Regions from separate parts of the Homo sapiens genome. Here region 2 is linked to region 1. A link is an interaction called in ENCODE POLR2A ChIA-PET data of the cell type or tissue named here. Cell type or tissue: OCI-LY7. All regions are shown on one strand. Links, peaks and the distances in the headings refer to the core of each region. The heading gives the core; the rest is flanking DNA. Region 1 overlaps SLX4 (SLX4 structure-specific endonuclease subunit). Region 2 has its middle 8.0 kb from the start of GLIS2.

Region 1 (5,366 bases), core at 190-5,189:
ACATGCACGAATCCTGTGTGTTGCCTCCCTGGGGAATGGTACGCAGAGAGAACTGGGAGGCTCACCCCGGCACCCAGCAGTCACACATGCTCCCTAAGGAGCTGACTGCAGACCTTTCTTCCCAAGCCCAGGCCAGCTGCATCCACCAGACCCAGAGACCACACGGGGGGCCCTTCCGCCCCCAGGTGTGTGAAACCCAGTTACTTATGGGAGGGAAAAGACCACTGTGGGCAACAAGCTTTGAAGACCGCCAACCTATCCAGTTCCTTCTTCAGCACCGGCGTCTCCATAATGGAATACTGTGGCATCGGCGTTATGGGCACTTTGGGGGGCAAGTTCTTCTTCCGATTAGCACCTTCTGGGTAAAACAAAAGAAGCACACGTTTTAGCATGAGGGACACGGATTTCCCACATCTGATCCCAGTAGCGTGACCAAGAGGAATAATGCACTTGAAGATAACCCAAGCATCGTTTTGCTCCATGAAAGCAACAGTGGTCACCCCTTCCCTGTCTGGAGCAGGGGCTTCCCAATGATAGCATCGGTGACACGCACTGAGGACCACACCTTGTATAACACGGGTGCCGGGTGAACAGAGCTCCTGGGGCCACTGAACCCAACAGCCCGGCACGTGACTAAAACTTATGCATGTAAACTTAAAAATATCTGACCCACAGTGACAACTTGAGACAATGGGCCACACTGATACTCTTCAAACAGGCTTAGACATCAGTTTTGCTTTTTAAAAATAATTCATCAATTTAAAAAAACCCAGTTAAAAAATGGGCAAAGGGGCCGGGCGCGGTGGCTCACGCCTGTAATCCCAGCACTTTGGGAGGCCGAGGTGGGCGGATCACGAGGTCAGGAGATCGAGACCATCCTGGCTAACACGGTGAAACCCCGTCTCTATTAAAAATACAAAAAATTAGCTGGGCGTGGTGGCGGGCGCCTGTAGTCCCAGCTGCTTGGGAGGCTGAGGCAGGAGAATGGCGTGAACCTGGGAGGCGGAGCTTGCAGTGAGCCGAGATCACACCACTGCACTCCAGCCTGGGCGACAGAGCAAGACTCTGTCTCAAAAAAAAAAAAAAAAAAGGGCAAAGGATGTGAACAGACATTTCTCCAGAGAAGATCTACAAATGGCCAATAAGCACATGAAAAGGTGCCCGACATCATTAGTCATCAGGGAAATGCAAGTCAAAACCACAGTGAGATACCACTGCACGCCCACTAGGATGGCCATAACAAAAAACACAGAGGGTTTGGGCAAAATGGCAGAACCCTATCTCTACAAAAAAAAAAAAAAAAAAATACAAAAAAAGTTAGCAGGGTGTGGTGGCCCAAGTCACCAATGTGGGCAGCTGTTTGTGGCTGGTTCCAGCTACTCGGGAGGCTGAGGTGGGAGGATCACCTGAGCCAGGAAGGTTGAGGCTGCAGCAAGCCATGAACACGCCACTGCACTCCAGCCTGGGCGACAGAGCAAGACCTTGTCTCAAAACAATAACAACAACAACAAAAACAGAATAACAAGTGTTGGTGGAGATTTAAAATGGTGCAGTCACTTTGGAAAACAGTCTCGCAGTTCCTCACAATGCTAAACACAGTTGCCATATGACCCAGCAATTCCACTCCTAAGTACAGAACCAAGAAGAAGGAAAACATGTCTACACGAAAACTTGCACATCAATATTCCTAAGTGGCATTATTAATAACCACAAATTAAAAACAACCCGTGTGTCCACTAGTAGATGAATGGATAAGCAAAATGTGGCATACCATCAGTGGGGTATTAGACATACAAAGGAATGTATGCCCAAAGCCAGGGCAACATAGCAAGACCCAGTCTCTACTAAAAAAAAAAAATTAGCTGGGCATGGTGGCAGCTGCCTGTAGTCCCAGCTACTCAGGAGGTTGAGGTGGGAGGATCACTTGAGCCTGGGAGGTCGAGGCTACAATGAGCTGTAATTGCGCCACTGCACTTCAGCCTGGGTGACAGAGCAAGACCCCTGACTCAAAAACAGGCCAGGCACAGTGGCTCAGGCTTGTAATCCCAGCACTGTGGGAGACCAAAGTGGGTGGATCACTTGAGGTTAGGAGTTCGAGACCAGCTTGGCCAACATGGTGAAACCCCATCTGTACTAAAAATACAAAAAAATTAGCCGGGCATGGCATGGCGATGGGCGCTTGTAATCCCAGCTACTCGGGAGGCTGAGGCGGGAGAATCGCTTGGACCCAGGAGGTGGAGGTTGCAGTGAGCCGAGATCGTGCCACTGCACTCTAGCCTGGGCAACAGAGAGAGGCTCCGTCTCAAAAAAAAAAAAAAAGAATAAAAAGGAATAAAATACTGATCCATGCTACAACATGTATGAATCTTGAAAACTGTATGCTAACTGAAAGAAGCCAGACACAGACACAAAAGGCCACATATTAGTTATATATGGCTCTGTTTATATGAAATGTCCAGGACAGGCAAATCCATAGAGACAGAAAGGTTCTTGGTTGCCAGGGCTGGGGGAAGGGGAAGGTGAGAGACTGCTCATGGGTACAGGATTTTTGAGATGATGAAAATGTTCTAGAATTAGAGAGTGGGGACAATTGTACAACACTGTGAATGTACTGAGAAGCACTGAACTGTCCATTTTAAAAGGGTGGATATTATGGTATGTGAATTATATCTAAATAAAGCTGTTACTTTAAAAAATAATAGGCTGGGCGAGGTGGCTCACGCCTGTAATCCCAGCACTTTGGGAGGCCGAGGTGGGCGGATCACCTGAGGTCAGCAGCTCAAGACCAGCCTGATCAACATGGTGAAACCCGACTCTACTAAAAATACAAAAATTAGCTGGGCGTGGTGCTGGGTGCCTGTAATCCCAGCTACTCGGGAGGCTGAGGCAGGAGAATCCCTTGAACCCGAGAGGTGGAGGTTGCAGTGAGCCGAGATAGCCCCACTGCACTCCAGCCTGGTGACACATTGGAAACAGTCAGACTTTGGTTCTTCTGCCTTTTATGACCATGGAGCCCTTTGAGCCCCCGATGAAAGCGGCAGGCTCTGTCTCCTGAGAAAAGCACGATTCTTCCTGTGGCCGCAGCGTCGTCCTGAAGCCCACCTCAGATCTGCTGTGCAGCCTCCTGCAGCTGTTCTCACAGCACTGCCTGGGAACTGGTTAGAAATGCAAATTCTTAGTCACCCTCCCGAAGCAAGGCTCTGGGGCAGGCTGGGCCACGGGCGTGCTATAAGAAGCTCTCCAGGTGTTTCTGAAGCCCCTGAGGGCCGAGGACACTATCAGTGGCCTCATTCATCTGGATTTTGGGAGGAAATGGGCCCCCAGGCCGCAGGCAGGTGCTCACTCACAGCCTGGCCTTTCTCCCAGTCATGCTCAGCCCAGCCCGGCCTGTCCTTGCCCTCCCCGGAGGTGCCTGGATGGGAGCAGCAGCACCGAGGGGGCCGACACCTGGGGCTCTGACTCTCCCCGGGGACTGAAATGAGCAGGGAGGTGGCATCCCTGCACCTGGGAGGACCAGGAAGAACAGGCCTAACAGCCTCTCACACTTGTCCCACCTGATTCTTTTTTTAATTGAGGTGAAATTCACATAAAAAAATCGTAAAGGGAATAATTCAGTGGCATTAAGTATTCACAATGTTGTACAACCATCACCTCTATCTATTTGCAAAACATTTTCACCACCCCAAAAGGACACCCTGTATCCCATAAGCAGTCACTCCCCATTCCCCCTCCCTCCAACCCAGGCCAACCACTAACCTGCATTTTCTCTGGATTTGCCTATTCTAGACATTTCATATCCATGAGTGCAGACAGTACATGACCTTCTATGTCTGGCTTCTCTCACCCGGCAGCATGTTTTCTGGGTCGTCCACGCGGTAGCGTGTGGCAGTGCCTCACTCCTCTTTGTGGCTGAACACTATTCCATTTTCTAGTGGTCTAGATGGACCACGTTTGGTTTCCCTGTTCATCTCCTGACGGGCATTTGGGTTGCTTCCAGCTTTTGGCGATTGTGAACAGCGCTTCTATGAACATGCATGTCTGAGTCCCTGTTTTTAATTCTTTTGGATATACAGGTAAAAGTGGAATTGCTGGGTCCTGCAGTCAATCTACGGTTAACATTCTGGAGAACCACCCTGGTCCAATCTTAAGGCATGCCGATACTTGCTGAATGAGTTGTGGCCTTTGGAGGTGCCGGCTCCGTGTTCTGGAGAAGGGTCCACAGATGTGGATTTTTAACACATGCCCAGGTGAGCACTGGAGCCAGGCAAGTTTGGGAAACACTGACTTACTGGCTGAGAAGTGTAGCATGAGAACCAGCCCGGCTCTCCTCCACTGTGGAGGGGAGTCTGGAAGGCAGCGGAAGTGTCATGCCTCAGGTCAGCAGGCATTCAGAGGGCAGCCCCTGGGTCTCATGACTGATCTTCCCACCCTCTTAGTGTAAAATAGTAACAAAGACAGTCCCCTTCCCCAGCTCTCCTGGCTACTCACTGGGTGTCTCTAACCCTTCGGGCTTCTGAGCTCCACCAGCGCTTGGCATCTGGGCCGGAGGAGGGGTCTCTGGAGGCCTCTGCTCTTCCCCGTCCCAAACGTCCCACAGAGCCGAATTCAGAAAGCTCGGCCTGCTATTCCCCAGGGAGCCCGCGCCCGAGGACTTCTCTTGCAATTTCCTCTGGGTAGTGCAGCTTCCTCGGATGGGGGTGGTGTCCAGGAGTCCCGGGGAGCGACAGTCACGGCTGTCGGCGGCCTCGTTCATCCTGCGGCTGGGGCTGCTGGTGCTCAGGGGGCCGGTCCGCTCCAGGTTCCAGTGGTCAATGGGAATTGGCGAGAGGGGCTCCATGTGCCAGCAGCAGTCGTCAATTGGAATTGGGGGGTCACTGTCCAGTGGGGGGCTTCTGTTGGCCTGATGGGAGGCCACCTCCTGCTCATCGTCACTGTCTCCGACTTCCACCACTTCACCCGCTGGGGTCTGGTTCAGGAAGCTTGGCCCAGGCGGCGAGTGTTTCAGGAACCGCCTGCTGAAGTGGGCGCGGTCCCCTGAGATGGGATGTGGAGCCAGCGGAGAGGAGTGCGGGTGGCCCCCGGGGTGGGGACGGGAAGGGCTTCTGTGGCCTTGCCTTCTGCCGTCAGAAGTTCCTGGAGAGACGGGAGTGAGGCATGAGGACGGTGTCTGGGGCGGTGGTGTCTGGGGCCTGATGACAGAAAACTTCTGTGCGACTTCGTTCCCTTCCCTGTTTCCTACTGAGGCCCTGGGCGTGTGCTGAGTCACCGCCTGCACGGCCAGCCCGCTCCTGAGGCTGCTGATTTGGGTCTGGGAAGAACAGTCACGGCTTCTGCTGGCCAGCGGGGTGGCGGGCACCAGCCACGAG
Region 2 (5,366 bases), core at 293-5,292, 720 kb after region 1:
AAGCTAGCTGCTGGTGGGGTCTCAGCTTGGAAGACGTCAGGGTGTGAACTGTCACTTAAGGAACAGTTTAGGATAGAGCAAGGGATGAGGAAGCCCACCTGGAGTTCGGCAGGAGTGGGTGACCTCAGGTAGCCCCCTCTTTTGAGAAACCTGGCCGGGAAGGTTGGAGACATGGCTGTGGCTTGAGGCTAGTGTTTTTTTCTTTTTGGGGACGGAGTTTCACTCTTGTTGCCCAGGCTGGAGTGCAATAGCACGGTCTCGGCTCACTGCAACTTCTACCTACCAGGTTCAAGGGATTCTCCTGCCTCAGCCTCCCAAGTAGCTGGAATTACAGGCGCCTGCCATCATGCCCAGCAAATTTTTGTATTTTTAGTAGAGAAGGGGTTTCACCATGTTGGCCAGGCTGGTCATTACAGGCCTGAGCCACCTCGCCGGGCAAGACTAGTGTTTGATTGTTCGTTTTGAGATGGAATCTTGCTCTGTCAGCTCACTGCAACATCTGCCTTCCAAGTTCAAGCGATTCTCTTGCTTCAGCCTCCAGAGTAGCTGGGACTACAGCCATGTGCCATCACGCCCCGCTAATAGAGATAGGGTCTTACCATGTTGCCCATGCTGGTCTTGAACTCCTGGGCTTAGGAGATCCTCCCACCTCGGCCTCCCAAAGTGCTGAAATTACAAGTGTGAGCCACTGTGCCCGTCCTGGAGTCAAAGGCTTTGGACTTGAATGCCATCTCTGCTACTTTAGAGCTGTGTGTGCATGTACTTTTAACTTCTCTCTGTCTCCCTCTCAAAATGGGCCCGATAGTAGGTTCCATTTTGGTCTGGTCCCACCAGGACCTCTGACTCGCTGGCGACCTCAGGTAGGGGCTCATGTAATAGCCCAGCTCCTCAAACACGGAGGATGGGTCCCACTCCTGACCCAGCCTCATTTTACAGCAGAGCGTGAAGGCCGAGACTAGAGGCTGCACCAGGCTGGGGAAGGGGCAAATTCTAGATTACTCACCAGGCCCGTACCCATGAGAGCCCTCAGGCCTGCAGCACCGTGGATCCAGAGGCAGAGACAGAGCTTTGTAGAAGGGTGAAAACACTTCCTCCCCGCTTCCGGCTGCAGAAAAGCCACTTTCTCGCGGCAGAGCCCAGACTGGCAACCCCCAGGCCTTCTGCACCTCACCTGGGCAGCAGGCACGCTGACTGTGTGTGTTTCAATCTCTCCAGGCTCAGAGGGATGGCGGGGGATGCTGCCTGCGCGGTTGCTAGTGGCGGACACAGCTGCCTGGCTGACACTGCCTTTGTCATGCTCCAGAGCACTCAGCCAGCCCGGGGCCCCTCACCCACTCCCTCTCTCCTCCTGCCACCAGAAGCAGCCTCTTCCCGGCTCCCACCCTTTCTCCCCGAAGCCACTTGTACCTGCTCCAGAGCCTGGAGAGGTGACAAGTGCTTCCCAGACAACAAAAGCATCTCCCAGGAGAACAGATGTTACGCACACTCAGCTACACCCTTGCTCTGTGCCCTGATTTTAAGCTGTGTTTGGGCAGCTCTTTGGGATGAAACTGAGGCAAGGGGTAAAGGGCCTGTCTTGGTCAAGGTCATCCCACCTTGGGACTCCTGGGTGTGTTTCAGACATCCGTCCCCTTGGGTTCCAATGCTGGTCTGGCCACTTACAAGCTGTGTGACCTTGGGCAAGTTATTTGACCTCCCAGAGCCTAATTTCCCCCCAGATAACGACAGATAGGTAGTGAACCCACCTCTTGCTAAAAAATGTGAGCCATTATTGTCATTACTCCATCCTTTTAATTCCTCTTTCTCTCCACTCCAGCCACATCCGCCTCAATGCCTGCTGCCCCTGGACCTTAGGCTTGGGATGTGAAATCTTTCTGGAATGTTCCTTCGTTAGTTCCTCGCATGGCTTGTTCCCTCGCTTCCCTCTTTTGAGTCTTGACTCAAGTCACCTCCCCAGGGAGGCCCTGTCCTGCCCTGTCCTCCCTGGGCGCTTATGTGACATCCGAGGCGGTTTCCCAATTCGACTACCTGTGGCTCTTGCGCCTGGAACGTAAGCCCCACGAGGACAGGACTGTTTCACTTCTGACTCCCGTGTCCGCAGCGATGGAAAGAATGACTGTGGGCGCCTACCCCCGGAGGATGCTGTCGGCGCCCAGTCTGGCGGCTCCCGGCGCGCGCCCGCGAGGTCACGTCCGGGGCGCGCCGGCCGGAAGGAGGCCCCGCGTGGGGGTAGGGGCGGGGCGTCCGAGCCAGGCCACGCCCCCCGGACTCGCGCCCCCCTCTCAGCGGCAGAGCCAGCCAGCCTGGGGCCGCCTCGCACTTCCGCTCACCAGCCGGCTTGTTCATATTCATGAGGCGGGCGAGAGGCGGGGCCCGGGTCACCGGCGGCGCCCCGCCCCTGGCTTGGAATCCCGCCCCGGCGGAGGCTTGGGCCCCAGTGGGGCGCCCCCAGCTTCCGCCTCGGGGAGGGAGTTTCCACTTGGTCACGACTCAAAAATGTGTCGCTCGCGCTTCTCCGCCCCCTCGTTCCTGCCCTGGGGGGGTCTCCTCCCTCGGAAGGCAGGAGGGGAGGGGCCAAGGGAGGGACGGCTCCTCCTCCCCGGGGCAGGTCCTTAGGGATCCCGGGCGGACTCCTCTCCCTCCAAGTTAGCGCCTTCAACAATCTTTCCCCTACCCCGTCAGACAGTCTTCTGTCGCCCAGAGCTGGAGTGCAATGGCGCGATCTCGGCTCACTGCAAGCTCCGCCTCTCAGGTTCAAGCGATTCTCCTCCTTCAGCCTCCCGAGTAGCTGGGATTGCAGGTGCGCGCCAACACGCCTGGCTAATTTTTGTATTTTTAGTAGAGATGTGGTTTCACCATGGTGGCCAGGCTGGTTTTGAACTCCTGACTTCGTGATCTGCCCGCCTCGGCCTCCCAAAGTGCTGGGATTACAGGCGTCAGACGGCGCACCCAGCCCTGCAATAATCTTAAATTTTTTTTTTTTTTTGAGTTGGAATCTCGCTCTGTTGCCCAGGCTGGAGTGCAATGGCGTGATCTGGGCTCATCGCAACCTCTGCCTCCCGGGTTCAAGCGATTCGCCCACCTCAGCCTCCCAAAGTGCTGGGATTACAGGCCTGAGCCACTGTGACCGGCCTTTTTTTTTTTTTTTTTTTTTTTGAGACTGGGTCTCACTCCGTCCCCCAGGCTGGAGTTCAGTGGCACAATCGGCTCACTGCAGCCTCCACCTCCTGGGTTCAAGCAATCTTCCCGCCTCAGCTGTCCAAGTAGCTGTGACTACAGTCATGCACCACCACAACTAGCTAATTTTTTAATTTTTTGTAGAGATGGGGCAGGGTCTTAGTATGTTGCCCAGGCTGTTCTCGAACTCCTGGGCTCAAGCAATCCTCCTGCCTCGGCCTCCCAAAGTGCTGGAACTACAGGCGTGAGCTACTGTGCCCAACCAAAACTACCTTTTTTACTTTTTATTTATTTATTTTGCGATGGCGTCTCGCTCTGTCACCCAGGCTGGAGTGCAGTGGTGCAATCTCAGCTCACTGCAACCTCTGCCTCCTGGTTTCAAGCGATTCTCGTGCCTCAGCCTCCTGAGTAGCTGGGATTACAGGCGTGTGCCACCATGTCCAGCTAATTTTTGTATTTTCAGTAGACACCGTGTCTCACTATGTTGACCAGGCTGGTCTTGAACTCCTGACCCCAAGAGATCCACCTGCCTTGGCCTCCCAAAGTGCTGTGATTACAGGGATGAGCCACCAGGCCCAGCCCAAAACTACCTCTTTTAAACTTCCCAAGGATCTGTGCAATATTATGATACCGAGAAGTTCAGAGCAGTTGAGTGACTCACCCACGTCACACAGCCGGCCTCAGGTTTTCCAGAAAGGTTGGTCCTGCTGGGTTGGGGTGGCAGGTGCATGTCTCCCACGGCCTTTCAGGAAATGAGGCTTACCTAAGGCACTCCTGTCTTGCTGGATGTGGCTGAAGGTTGGGTCTGTGCGCCACACTGATGGGAGGGAGAAGCTACATGCTAGGAGAAACGAAACCATGAAGGCAGGACAGGCTGCGTAATGTAAAATGAAAATTCGCGGGCCATGTTCTAAAATGATTAAGAATTTCAAGACGGTGACAGCAGAACATTCAGCCACACTCAGGCCCTTCTAAGGGCCAGCCCTGTGCAACTGCATAGCTCACATGGCTTCCATGAAGCAAGCCTCTGATGAAGGAGCCCAAGGGTGACAGCGCTGCCACCAGGGACATCCCCACCTCTGATAGAACTCTCCCCCCTAGCCCAGGCGCCCCATCCCGTCCCCGCCCTGGAATGCAGGACCCAGTCTCTAGACTTCCAAAAGCTGAGCATTTTAGGCTTTGCAGGACAGGTTCTTGGGGAGTCAGGTGGGTCACCCTGGGAGTGTCTCACATCTGCAAGTCCCAGCCAGGCCCCTGGGGCTGCACCTCCTGGGCATTTTCAGCTCTGGGCCCTGCGGGCAGGTGGCGCTGTGTTGTACATGCCAGGCCCAGCATGGCTTCGGTTCTGACTTGAAGCCCTCCTTTCTCCCTGGGGCAGGGAATGAGAAGCAGCCAGGGCCGCTTCCTAGAATAAACACCCCACCCGCAGACAGCCCCAGCTCTGTAGGCTCAGCCAGCCAGCGCCAATGGAGAGAGAGGCTCGCCAGGCCACCGGCTCAGGGTTGATAAGTCATCCTGATCTCACTCCCTCCATCACTCCTGCCTTGTGACTGGGCTCTGCCCGCTGTGGGCTGCTTCATTCATAATAGCTACCATTTGCGGGCTCTTTCTCCCAGCCACGTGCTGCTGGAAGCCCTTTCTGTGCACTTCCCACTGAGCCTCACAGAGGCCAGTGGTAATAGGTACCCTGAGGACTGCGATTTCATAGATGGGGAAACCGAGGCTCAGAGAGGTTAGAGGGCTTGGCCAAGGTCAAGGGCCAGAGGTCTGGATCTGCCACCATTCATCCATTCTGATTCCTGTCATCTCTCCTACATCTACAATGTAGGTCTCAAGGGTTACTTCTTTTGTTTTTTTGTTTTTTTTGGTTTTTTAGAGATAGGGTCTAAGGGCCAGGCGCGGTGCCTCATGCCTGTAATCCCAGCACTTTGGGAGGCTGAGGTGGGTGGATCACCTGAGGTCGGGAGTTAGAGACCAGCATGGCCAACATGGCAAAACCCCATCCGTATTAAAAATACAAAAATTAGGCGGATGTGGTGGCACACGCCTGTAATCCCAGCTACTCAGGAGGCTGAGGGAGGAGAATAGCTTCAACCTGGGAGACAGAGGTTGTACCACTGCACTCCAGCCTGGGTGACAAGCAAGACTCCGTCTCAGAAAAAAAAAAGAGACAGGGTCTCAGCTGCATA

The links. ChIA-PET counts read pairs that join two places held together with the same protein. Peaks named below come from ENCODE experiments on the same cell type or tissue, not always from the same donor. Only the 100,000 strongest peaks of a DNase experiment are listed, where the experiment ranks them.
Region 2: POLR2A ChIA-PET joins it to region 1 with 13 read pairs; 2 of 35 experiments call an interaction of 5 or more read pairs at or near these places.

What each region holds. Positions count from the first base shown.
Region 1 is chr16:3,584,514-3,589,879 of GRCh38, forward strand. It overlaps SLX4 (SLX4 structure-specific endonuclease subunit), which reads right to left. Exons shown (of 15, transcript NM_032444.4): 12 at 4,489-5,366; 13 at 256-358. Among named protein-coding and RNA genes, the nearest start is that of NLRC3, 9.8 kb to the left of the region's middle. RefSeq lists enhancers at 2,895-2,964, 4,984-5,366. In OCI-LY7, for the core only: no CTCF peak of the experiment used is centred there; a DNase peak (open chromatin) is centred at 3,248; H3K4me3 peaks cover 2,543 bases; H3K27ac peaks cover 3,718 bases.
Region 2 is chr16:4,305,429-4,310,794 of GRCh38, forward strand. No RefSeq gene overlaps it. Among named protein-coding and RNA genes, the nearest start is that of GLIS2, 8.0 kb to the right of the region's middle. RefSeq lists an enhancer at 1-395. In OCI-LY7, for the core only: CTCF peaks have their summits at 4,480 and 4,703; DNase peaks (open chromatin) are centred at 1,213, 1,623, 2,353 and 4,453; H3K4me3 peaks cover 3,052 bases; H3K27ac peaks cover 4,186 bases.